Regions from separate parts of the Homo sapiens genome. Here region 1 is linked to region 2. The links are chromatin contacts, found by Hi-C or POLR2A ChIA-PET in ENCODE. All regions are on one chromosome and are shown on one strand. The core of a region is the stretch at or near the end of the contact, and the rest is flanking DNA. Distances in the headings are between cores, read along the strand shown.

What was found. Hi-C counts contacts between places; a loop is a spot of excess contacts on that map. ChIA-PET counts read pairs that join two places held with the same protein, here RNA polymerase II (POLR2A). Pooled maps may share reads with other maps.
Region 1: a map of posterior cingulate gyrus shows a loop between it and region 2 (2.9-fold over the local background). The contact joins two enhancer-like sites. A Hi-C loop is called at or near these places in 8 of 168 maps with a recorded cell type or tissue (Calu3, K562, PC-3 and 4 more) and 10 of 50 pooled maps. POLR2A ChIA-PET finds 5 or more read pairs at or near these places in 1 of 52 experiments (MCF 10A).

What each region holds. Positions count from the first base shown.
Region 1 is chr1:171,910,307-171,915,446 of GRCh38, reverse strand. The region is part of intron 1 of DNM3 (dynamin 3); the gene reads right to left. Among named protein-coding and RNA genes, the nearest start is that of DNM3-IT1, 49 kb to the right of the region's middle. RefSeq lists a silencer at 3,631-3,831. Within about 2 kb of position 1,871, at least 4 of the 41 ENCODE cell types and tissues checked have a DNase peak (open chromatin) inside an H3K27ac peak, as active enhancers do.
Region 2 is chr1:171,802,062-171,807,407 of GRCh38, reverse strand. It overlaps the pseudogene RPS15P3. Among named protein-coding and RNA genes, the nearest start is that of METTL13, 23 kb to the right of the region's middle. Within about 2 kb of position 1,597, at least 2 of the 41 ENCODE cell types and tissues checked have a DNase peak (open chromatin) inside an H3K27ac peak, as active enhancers do.

The DNA of each region.
Region 1 (5,140 bases), core at 622-3,121, 110 kb before region 2:
CACCCTCTCTTGTCTATTTGGATCACCACTCCAGCTTCCACCAACTATCATATAAACTGCTACACTAATCTCACAACTAATTTCCCTGCATCTAATTTGAGCACCCTCCTATCCAACTTTAACAGTGATGTAAGTTCTATCACATCATTACCAGACTTTAAATCACTGAATGACTCCCCAGGATCTTTAGCATGAAATCCAAATCTTAGTATCACTTACAAAATATTTTATTTCTGAACATTCTCCAAGTGAAACCCTACATCAGAGGCATAGAACTTCTTACAATTAATTTAACCTATTAATTCAACAAATGTGCATTATGTGTCTACTACAAGCTAAATGAAGCCTTAGACACTGGAGATATAACAGTAAACAAAGCAGAAATAAAGCCTTGTCCTCTAGTGTAAGTCTCTGTGCGCATCTGTGCTCTTAGACTTCGTGTCTAGGCACATCCCTATCCCCCTAAATCTTCAACACTCAGCTGCATGTCATCTTCTCTGGGAGTCTTCTCGAGGTCCCCCCACCCCCACATGTCTCTACCTAAGCTCTCAACACACACTTGTCTGCTCCCTCACCCTTGTGTGTTCCCTCAGAGCCTCCTTCAGTGCCTAGGCACTAAATATTTTTTACACTTTCTACATACCCTTTCAAGAAGATTCGTCATTGTTCCATATAGTCATAACATAGAGAGAAAACAATCCTACATCTAATTCACAACTGGCAGACAGCTACAAGGCATTATATGGACCAAAAGAATAGGCAAGATGACTCTCAACTCACCAGTAATTTGCTGGGGTCATTTAAATTGATATTATGAACATTTAAGACCCAAATATATTCACCAAATTACAAAATACGGAATACTAGGTGGGCCAATATTATTGACTCTGTCTAATGACATGGAATAGAATTGGAAGAAAATAAAATTTAAAAAAAAATCCAGAACCAATATATTTTTAAAATTTTTTTCCTTAAAAACAGAGAAATCTCAGCCAGCTGTGGTGGCTCACGCCTGTAATCCCAGCACTTTGGGAGGCCGAGGCCGGCAGATCACCTGAGGTTGGGAGTTCAAGACAAGCCTGATCAACATGGAGAAACCCCATCTCTACCAAAAATACAAAATTAGCCAGGCGTGGTGGTGCATGCCTGTAATCCCAGCTACTCGGGAGGCTGAGATAGGAGAATCCCTTGAACCCAGGAGGCGGAGGTTGCGGTGAGCCGCGATCGCATCATTGCACTCCAGCCTGGGCGACAAGAGCAAAACTCCATCTCAAAAAAAACAAAACAAAAACAAAAACCAAAAAACAGAGAAATCTCTTTTAAAACTTAATTTTCAAAGTATTTAATACAATTTTCTGGCCATGCACAGTGGCTTACATCTGTAATTTTAATACTTTGGGAGGCCAAGGCAGGAGGATCACTTGAGCCTAGGAGTTCCAGACCAGCCTGAGCAACATGACAAGACTCCCTTCTCTACAAAAAATGTAAAAATTAGCTGGGCATGGTGGCTTGAGCCTGTAGTCCCAGCTACTCGGGAGCCTGAGGCAGGAGGATTGCTTGAACCCAGGAGGTCGAGGCTGCAGTGAGCCATGTTCATGCCACTGCACTTCAGCCTGGGTGACAGAGTGAAACTCTGTCTAAAAAAAAAATCTGTGCACCAAAATAATTCCTATAGGAGTACTATCTCACAATATTTCAATATACTGATCCAACAAAAAAAGAAACAAGGAAAGGGAAACAGGCAAAAGAAAGGAGATAGGAAGAGAAAGACAGACAAATCACACAAATACTGCCCACCCCCTGCTCCAAGAAGCACTGAGGTCAAGAATCCAGTTCCACACCCTGAACACAATGGTGCTATTAAAATAGCTCTGTACTTTCATGCCCAAATCCGGGAACTTTGCCAACCATTACAATGCAATTTTAATCGCTAGAGGAAGTAATTTTACCAAAATCTACAGATTTAATTGGAAATTTTCTACTGAAGTTTACTTTTTTTCTCTAAATTATTGGCATATATTAAGAATATTAGTACTTACAGATTTACAAAGAATCATATTTTGATGCTGTCAGCTACTCTATAATATGAAGTACTCAATACCATCATAATTTTATCTGAAAAACATATCTACAAATTCAATTGCAGGAAATACAATGCTTTTACTTATTTTTTGTTGACATCTTTAAGAATCCCAATATTTTGCTTTTATTCACAAAATTCAAAATTTCTAAACAACATATTTTCATGAAATCTAAATAATCAATAATTAATGGTTCCCACTGAAACATTTAGAATGCAAAAGTTTCTGAGTCAGGGATCTATAAACTGAACAAAGAAGTCAGTTCTCACTTTACAAATACTAAGTGTTCTCCCCACCAGGAAACATGCTGAAGAACTTAATGCCTTAATATTTAATCCATTTTATTTGCTTATGCACTAAGTCAGTCTGTTCAAGAATTTAAAGCACCAGATGAATGAGTCCTGGCATAAAATAAAGGCACTTAGCTTTCACTTTTTCCAAATCACAGATTATATTTTACCCAAGTTGGCTGCCAGGAAAACGAATGGCAAAAAGCACTAGTAAAAAGATCACTGGTTGCCTACCTAATATCTATTTTCCCTTTCTTATTAACAGAATCCCAATTTTGCTGGGAATGGCAATGTGCCCAACTTTAATAGACAAATCAATCTGCATTTCCCAGCCTCCCTTGCAAATGGGGTGTCCACATGACTAACTTCTACCCAGTAAGATGTAATTAGAGGTTTTGAGTGACATCAGAAGAGTTCCTTTAAAAGGTTCTGATTTCGTTAATGTGTAACTTTTACCCTTCCTCTTCTTTTGTCTCCCTGTCAGCTATATATGATAGTGGAGCTGCAACAACCACCTTAATACTACAAGGTAATTGTGCAGATGGAAGATCAGAAAAGAACAAAGAGTAGGATAGTGATGACATTATAGGTCACTGGAACCAGCCTTGTACTACCTAGGAAGGAGACAAAGAAAAAGAGAGAGACAGACAGACAGACAATGATTTAAGCCAGTGTTTCTCACCCTTCTTTTCATTATGGTTCCCCTAATGAAACTTATTTGATATTTTTCCCCATTAAATGTTCCCCTATTAAGTTTAATATCATAGATATACTATATACCAGTATATGTGCTCTACATACACCTGCGCTTTAAACATAAAAAGAGTAAGACTCTTTTTGTCCCCCAAGAACCAGTTTTTGCCCTGTTGGGGGCAATATCACCCCAACTGAGAATATGTATTATACATCAACAAAAAATAAAACTCAGGATGCTAAACATTCAGTTCTGTTAGCCACCCCTTCCTGCAGAGTTTCTAAAAGAAATGCATGTGGAAAGGACAAACTGAGCTGGGTTTTGCTGCAAACTTCAATGTATTCCCTTTCCAATCCTGGAAACATGGGCTGGACCACATGAAATCCTCATTTGGCCTAGGTAAGAGGTAGCCCTAAGGCCTGGTACCAAAGAGGCTCAAAGGCCTCCCTTGCCCCTCTCCACGAAGCCCATACATGAATCTCAGACTTTTCTTTGACACGACAGTGACTAGAAAAGTTTGTCTTCCACCTGTGGAAGACAAACCAGCCAGTGAGAAGAAGCAACAGCAAGAGAACACTTACCCGCTGACCAGGGCAGTTCTGGTCTAGACAGCTCACGTCAACCCCTCCCCTGCTAAGGCTTCAGATGAAGAAATGGGGCCCAATTACTGTCCTTGGTCCTGAATATACATTACCAGCTCCTTGGCAGGAGGCTGGAAAAGAAGAGCGTGGATAGGGTAGAAGTGAGCTTCTCCAGCCAATAGTGTACTCTTTTGTTTTCACTATTTTAAGATGCTAGAGGCCAGGCACAGTGGCTCACACCTGTAATCCCAGCACTTCGGGAGGCCGAGGCGGGCGGATCACCTGAGGTTGGGAGTTCGAGACCAGCTTGGCCAAAATGGCGAAACCCCGTCTATACTAAAAATACAAAAATTAGCCGGGCGTGGTGTCACGCACTTGTAATATCCCAGCTATTCAGGAGGCTGAGGCAGGAGAATCACTTGAACCCGGGAGGTGGAGGTTGCAGTGAGCCGAGATTGCACCACTGCACTCCAGCCTGGGTGACAAGAGTGAAACTCTTTATCAAAAAAAAAAAAAAAAAAAAAAAAGATGTTGGGGTAAAGTGAGGTATTTAATTGGAAGCCAAAAAAGTGTAGGTTGCTTTCTCCACTAAAACAGAATGGAGCACTACCATGGTCACATCCTGTTTATTTAAAAAGAATGGAATCTGATTTTCCAATTAACCAGGAAGGATTTAAGTGGATTCCTGGATCCAGCTTCTCTCTCACTCTCTAGAAGCCACATCCATGATTCCCCCACGCAAACTTTTTATTCCCAGAACAGCTGGCTCCCAAGGGATTCTACACTAATTTCACACTTCAGTGTTGACTCCTTAACCACAGAAGCCTTTGTCTAATGCCTCTTTCTTTATTGAGGAATGAACTCACTCTTAAAGACATGTTGATGCAGCCTCCTGTGGGAAGCATTTCCTGATATGCCGGCATATTTAGATGCCCCTCCTGTTTTTTCCAAAAGTACCAGGAGCCCAAGTCAAATCCTCTCCTATGTAGCCTCTCTTAGGACAGGACAACCTTGCTCATTTCTATAAGGCACAGACTTACAGGCTCATAGTAAGTAGTCAAATATATTAGCTGCTATTATCCTTATCATCATCATTACTATCATTGTCATCATTTTTAGTATTGGTAAGTTATTCTGGAATTCATTCATTATTTACCTAAATTCGTTTCTGAAGCTAATATATCACCATATCAACAAGTAGTGATTATCTCTTGCTAGCCACAGGTAAGCATGTAGCTTTAGGGAGGGCTACATCCAATTTGTCACACTGTTCAGTAGCTCCCCCTTACCTGCAGGGGATATGTCCCAAGACCCCCAGTGGATGCCTGAAACCACAGATAGTACCTGACTCTATAATACTAACAGGCAGATAGTGTATACCATGTGGATATGCTAGACAAAGAGATAATTTACATTCCATGTGGGACAAAGCAGAATGGTAAGAGATTTAACTAACTACTCAGAATGACATGCAATTTAAAACATAAATTGTGT
Region 2 (5,346 bases), core at 348-2,847:
TAGAGTCCACATTTTCTTTCCCAGTTGATACAAGACAAAATACATGAAACAATGGTTTCTTTTTTTTTTTTTTTTTTTTTTTCCTGAGACAGAGTCTCATTCTGTAGCCCAGGCTGGAGTGCAGTGGTGCCATCACTGCTCACTGCAACCTCTGCCTCCCAGGTTCAAGTGATTCTCTGTCTCAGCCTCCCAAGTAGCTGGGATTACAGACAAGTGCCACCACATCTGGCTAATTTTTGTATTTTTAGTAGAGACAGTGTTTCACCATGTTGGCCAGGCTGGTCTCGAACTCCTGATCTCAAGTGATCTGCCTGCCTCAGCCTCCCAAATTGCTGGGATCACAGGCGTGAGCCACCACGTCCAGCCTGAAACAATGGTTTTCAAGACATTGGACATCAGGCAATAAAAAACAATAATCCCTGAGAGAAGGGAAACAAGTGAGATGAGCCCTATGATTGAGACAAGTTCCTGCCTTGAGAGAGTTCCCAGGTCATGGCCCAAAGAGTGAAAACTGACATACAGCCTTAGAAGACTCCATGAGTTGTAAAGACACAGCTGAAAGTCCAGAGAGACCTACCAATCTCTGCCTGAAAGAAAGAAAGAAATAAAGAAAGAAAGAAAGAGAGAGAGAAAGAAAGAGAAAGAAAGGAAGGGAAGGGAAGGGGAGAAAGGAAAGAAAGAAAAAGAGAAAGAGGAAGGAAGGAAGAAAGGAAGGAAGGGAGGGAGGGAGGGAAAGTAGTCAAGCAAAAAAGAGTATATACTATATGATTTCATTAATGTAAAATTCTGGAAAATGTAAACAAATTTGTAGTGACAGGAAGCCGACCACTGGTTGTCTAAGGACAAGACTTGGGGTGGGAAAAGTGGGATGAAGGAATTACAAGGAGCATAAGGTAACTTTGTGGAGTGATGGGCATGTATATACATATCATATATATATTCATCATATATATATATATTTTAGAGGCAGAGTCTCTCTGTCACCCAGGCTGGAGTGCAGTGGCACCATCTTGGGTCACTGCAGCCTAAACTCCAGTGGCTCAAACAATCCTCCCACCTCAGCTTCCCAAGCAGCTGGGACTACAGGTATGTGCCACCATACCTGGCTAATCATTATCAGGATTCTGGTGATGGTTTCATGGGCATATACAAATATGAAAACTTATTAAGTGGTATGATTTAAACATGTGCAGTTTGTTATATGTCAGTCACACCTCAATAAAGCTGCTTTTAAAATTTCCTGATATTTCTATGGTACCTCTAACATAGTAAGTCCTTAGTAAATGTTAGTTCTCTTTCTTTTAACAACTATGCTTTACAACTAGGAACTAATAGGATCATAATTCCTGACTAAGGAACTCTTTTTCTCACCAGAAAAGTGTAGGAACTATTTTTGAAAGGCTGAACGGCTTGGTCATCTTTGCTTTCGGTTTTACTAAGGCTGGCAGCTCTCTGTACCAGCAACGCCCCCAAAGAGCCAGGCAAAGTGAGTGAGGTCAGCCTAGCTTTGCTTCTCTCCACCTTCACTCCTCAGAGCCATCACCTTGGCAACATAATCCAATTTGATGGCTTATCAAAACACAAGATTCTTGATGTTTGTACCCCCATTGCCCCAGCATAGTGTTTGGTGTGTGGCTAGAGCTTAACAAAGGATCAGGGAGAACGAGTGAAGGAAAAGAGGAAAGCTTCCATCCCTGTGCCTGTGTGCCTGCATGGTGACCTCCAGGTCTTCGTGTAGTGCAGGTCTCAGCTAAGTCTCAATAAAGGAAATTCTCTGCTCTGGCTGAGGCGCTAGACCACTGCAGCTCTGGGTCTTGATAACACCCACAGCTTTCACACCAATGCCTTTCCACAACTACTTCACTTATTGGGTCTACTGAGCACTCTGCTAGGACATCACAACCATTCTCGGTCCATCGATCTTGATTGGATAGCAAAACAGATTACATTTTAACATCTTCATGTTGCTAGGGTTCTCAACTTTTGCGTTCAAAGAGACAAGATGGTTATCATAGTGGCAAGCACTGAACTGGAAACCTAGAGACATGTAGCTAGTCCTGGCTCTGCCCTCTCATCAATGAATGACCTGGAATCAACCCAGTCTATACTTGTAACTCATTGGCCAGCCTTCCTTACCATAACTGTGCTATTCCAGGAGAGGCAAAATGTTTAAGAGTCACATCACCAGCCTTGGGTTGGGGTAAGTCCTAGATCTGCCACGTGATAACTAGAAAATGGGTTGAGTGGCCTAGCCCATCCAGAGGGCCCTTTGTAGGAAATTTTTCTGTGGTCCATTTTTCAAATGGCCTGGGGCTTATTTATTCTCCTATAGGGAAGTAGATGCTGTGGTAGCCATGAGAAAATAGCTCTTCTGGTAAGGAGAGCGCTAGGTATGCAAACATTCAGTCAGCGGTACCCCTGAAATTTAACTTGAAAATTGCACCTAAAGGCTTCTGCAAATTAATAGCATTCAATGGGGGCTCAGCCTTCTTTCTCTGCAGGACATGCTAATATAGGAGCCTTAAAAATTAATAAATATAGTCTACATAACAGTCATACTTCGTACGAAAAGCACCTGCCACACATTAATGAAGCTGTCCTTTCATTTTTCTTCATTAAGTATAAGGCTTATGAACAAGGACATTTATTACTTTATTCATTACAGTACTCCTAGTGCGATAGAAAGGTGCCTGATACATAGTAGGCACTCCAACAAATGTTTATTGAATAAAAGAATCATTTAATAAAGTCCTTATGAGTTGAATCTGTATGCAATGCTTTGTAGTATTAAATGTATTGTAACCTTCCTTAACCAAAATAACAGCAACTTCATTTCCCCTAACAACTTTCTTTAAATACCCTCACAATTTCCTTCTTCCTTCCTGGGTAGTCTATTAGCATCCTCAGAAGACTGGTAGAGATCCAAGCTTTATTTTTGAGAATAAAAGCTGGAAATCATTATTTCCAGCTTTTTTCAGAGTTATAGATTAAATCTCAACAGAACCCAGGTGGGCTATAGGATTTGTTGACATGCTAAAGGGGCCCTGCAGAGTGCTGTACCATGTTGTAGGCATAGTACTGGTTCAGCTGAGATTTAATCTACAACTCTGAAATAACTATTTCCAGCTTTTATGAGAATAAACAGAGAAGATGGGCTATAGGACTTGTTTATGTGCTGAAGGGGCCCTGCAGAGTATTGTACCATCTTGCCTAGATAAATAAAAGATATCACTATATTGATTAGGTGTTTGTTTTATGCCTTCATTAAAGAACCAATCTTGGTTTGCCACTCTTGGTTTGTAGATAGAAACCAAGTTTCTTGGTTTCATAAATAGAACGAATCTGACTAATTAAAACCCTTAGCTCCACAAAATATTGCAATCATTCACATTTCCATGAGAAAAGACATTTTGTTATTTATTTATTTATTTAAGAAGTGTGTGTGCCTTTACTGGCTGAGCAGAATCCTTGAGGGTGGTGAAGCAGGAAGAGTGGGTGGCTCTGATGCCTGGCCGGGCAGTGCTTCACGAGCTTGTAGGTGATCGAGGTAATGGCCAATCCTCTCGGGCTTGCCCTCCACTTGGTTGAAGGCCTTGCCATTGTAGACGCCCACCATGCTACCCACCGTCTTGTCTCCCATCTCGGGCAGGATGATCATATCCTGCAGGTGCGCGTTCACCACCTCCAGCTTCTGCATAGGCAGTGCCCACTTCTTGCCCTTGCGCAGGCGCTTCAGCAGCGAGTGCTGCTTCTGCCACAGGCCACGGTGCAGCTTCATTCGCTGCTCGCATGACAAGTCCAGCAGTGGGTCGGGGTGCACGCCACAGGAGGTGAACTTGCAGAAGGTCTGCTTCTTCTGCTTTGCTGCTTTTTCTGCTCCACTTCTGCCATCTTGACTTTTTTTTAAAACAACATGCCTCAAAGATCTCCAGTGAAAGAAAAACCCAAACTGCCTCCCTTTTCAGTGCTAAAAGATAATATCCTATGGCAGCTATTTCTAGGCCTGTTTATTATCAGAATTGCTTGAGAGTTTTAAAAATGCAGATTCCTTGGCTCTACCTCTGTCCTACTCCATCACTCCCCCACCCCACCCCACACACACACACACCCAAGATTCTGACATAGTAGGTCTGGGATATGGTCCAGAATCAGTATATAGGAAATGGACCCCAGATGGTTTTGTTGTGCAACCGGATTTTGAAACCACCTTCTAAGCTGTGCTGCTATATAACAAAAAACGCCCAGAACTACTGACTACAAAACCAGGGACTCCTTTCCCCTTGTTCTAAAGAAGGGACTGTGTCTCCCAGCCTACCTGTCCTGCTAAATATGTAGGAGCTACAAGCTCAAATGCCTGCAGGACCAGGCATGTAACATAAATGCAGGAAACACACAGATGAGAGCAGTGGGGACTGTGGCAAACACCACCCATCCACAAGGCAAAGATGCTTGCCAGTTCCAGCCAAGTATGAACATGGGCCTGTCATCACAGGAGCTTCTAAATTCTCAAAAGAATCCAGAAATTTTATAGATTTTGTATAAAACGATTTTCTAATCGATAGATTTTATTTAAAATGTCTGGTGAAGGTTAAACACATCTGGGGTAGCATGTGGCCCAGAGCCCATGCACTTTGGGAGGCCAAACTCCTCACACTACTGCCATCCACTCAAAGGGCAAGGAGCTAAGGTGTGGGCTAGTGTGAAGGTGGGAGGGGAATATACTCCAATTACCAAGTGACTGCTGATGTTTGCATTTCAGAGCTAAGCCAGCAGTCATTAATGAGACTAGCATTAATGGTTCTCTGGTTCTGTGGGGTGGCACAAACAAAGCCCTTTTCGGCTATATATTCATTCCCCAAGGCTGCTGAAACAAATTACCACAAACTTGATGGCTTAAGACAACTGACATTTATTCTCTCACAACTGTAAAGGCCAGAAGTCTGCAAAGTGTCAGGAGGTGGGTCCCTCTGGAGGCTCTGAGGGAGAATCATTCCTTGCCTCTTTCCTAGCTTCTGGTAGCTGCTAGCAATCCTTGCTGTTCTTTGGCTTGCGGGGATGTCTCGCCAATCTGCCTCTGTCTTCATATGTCCTTCTCCCATCTCCCTTGTCTCATTTCCCCTTCCATTCTAAGTCCTTATCATTGGATTTAAGGTCCACTCCAATCCAATATAATCTCAGCTTGAGATTCTTAATTACATCTGCAAAGGCCCTTTTTCCAAATAAGCTCACATTCATAGGTTCTGGAGTTTAAGACTTAGATATTTCTTTTTAGAGCCACTATTCAACCCACTACAGACAGGTTTGCATTAAAAAATCCATTATTTCAATCAAATTTTACTTCTACCA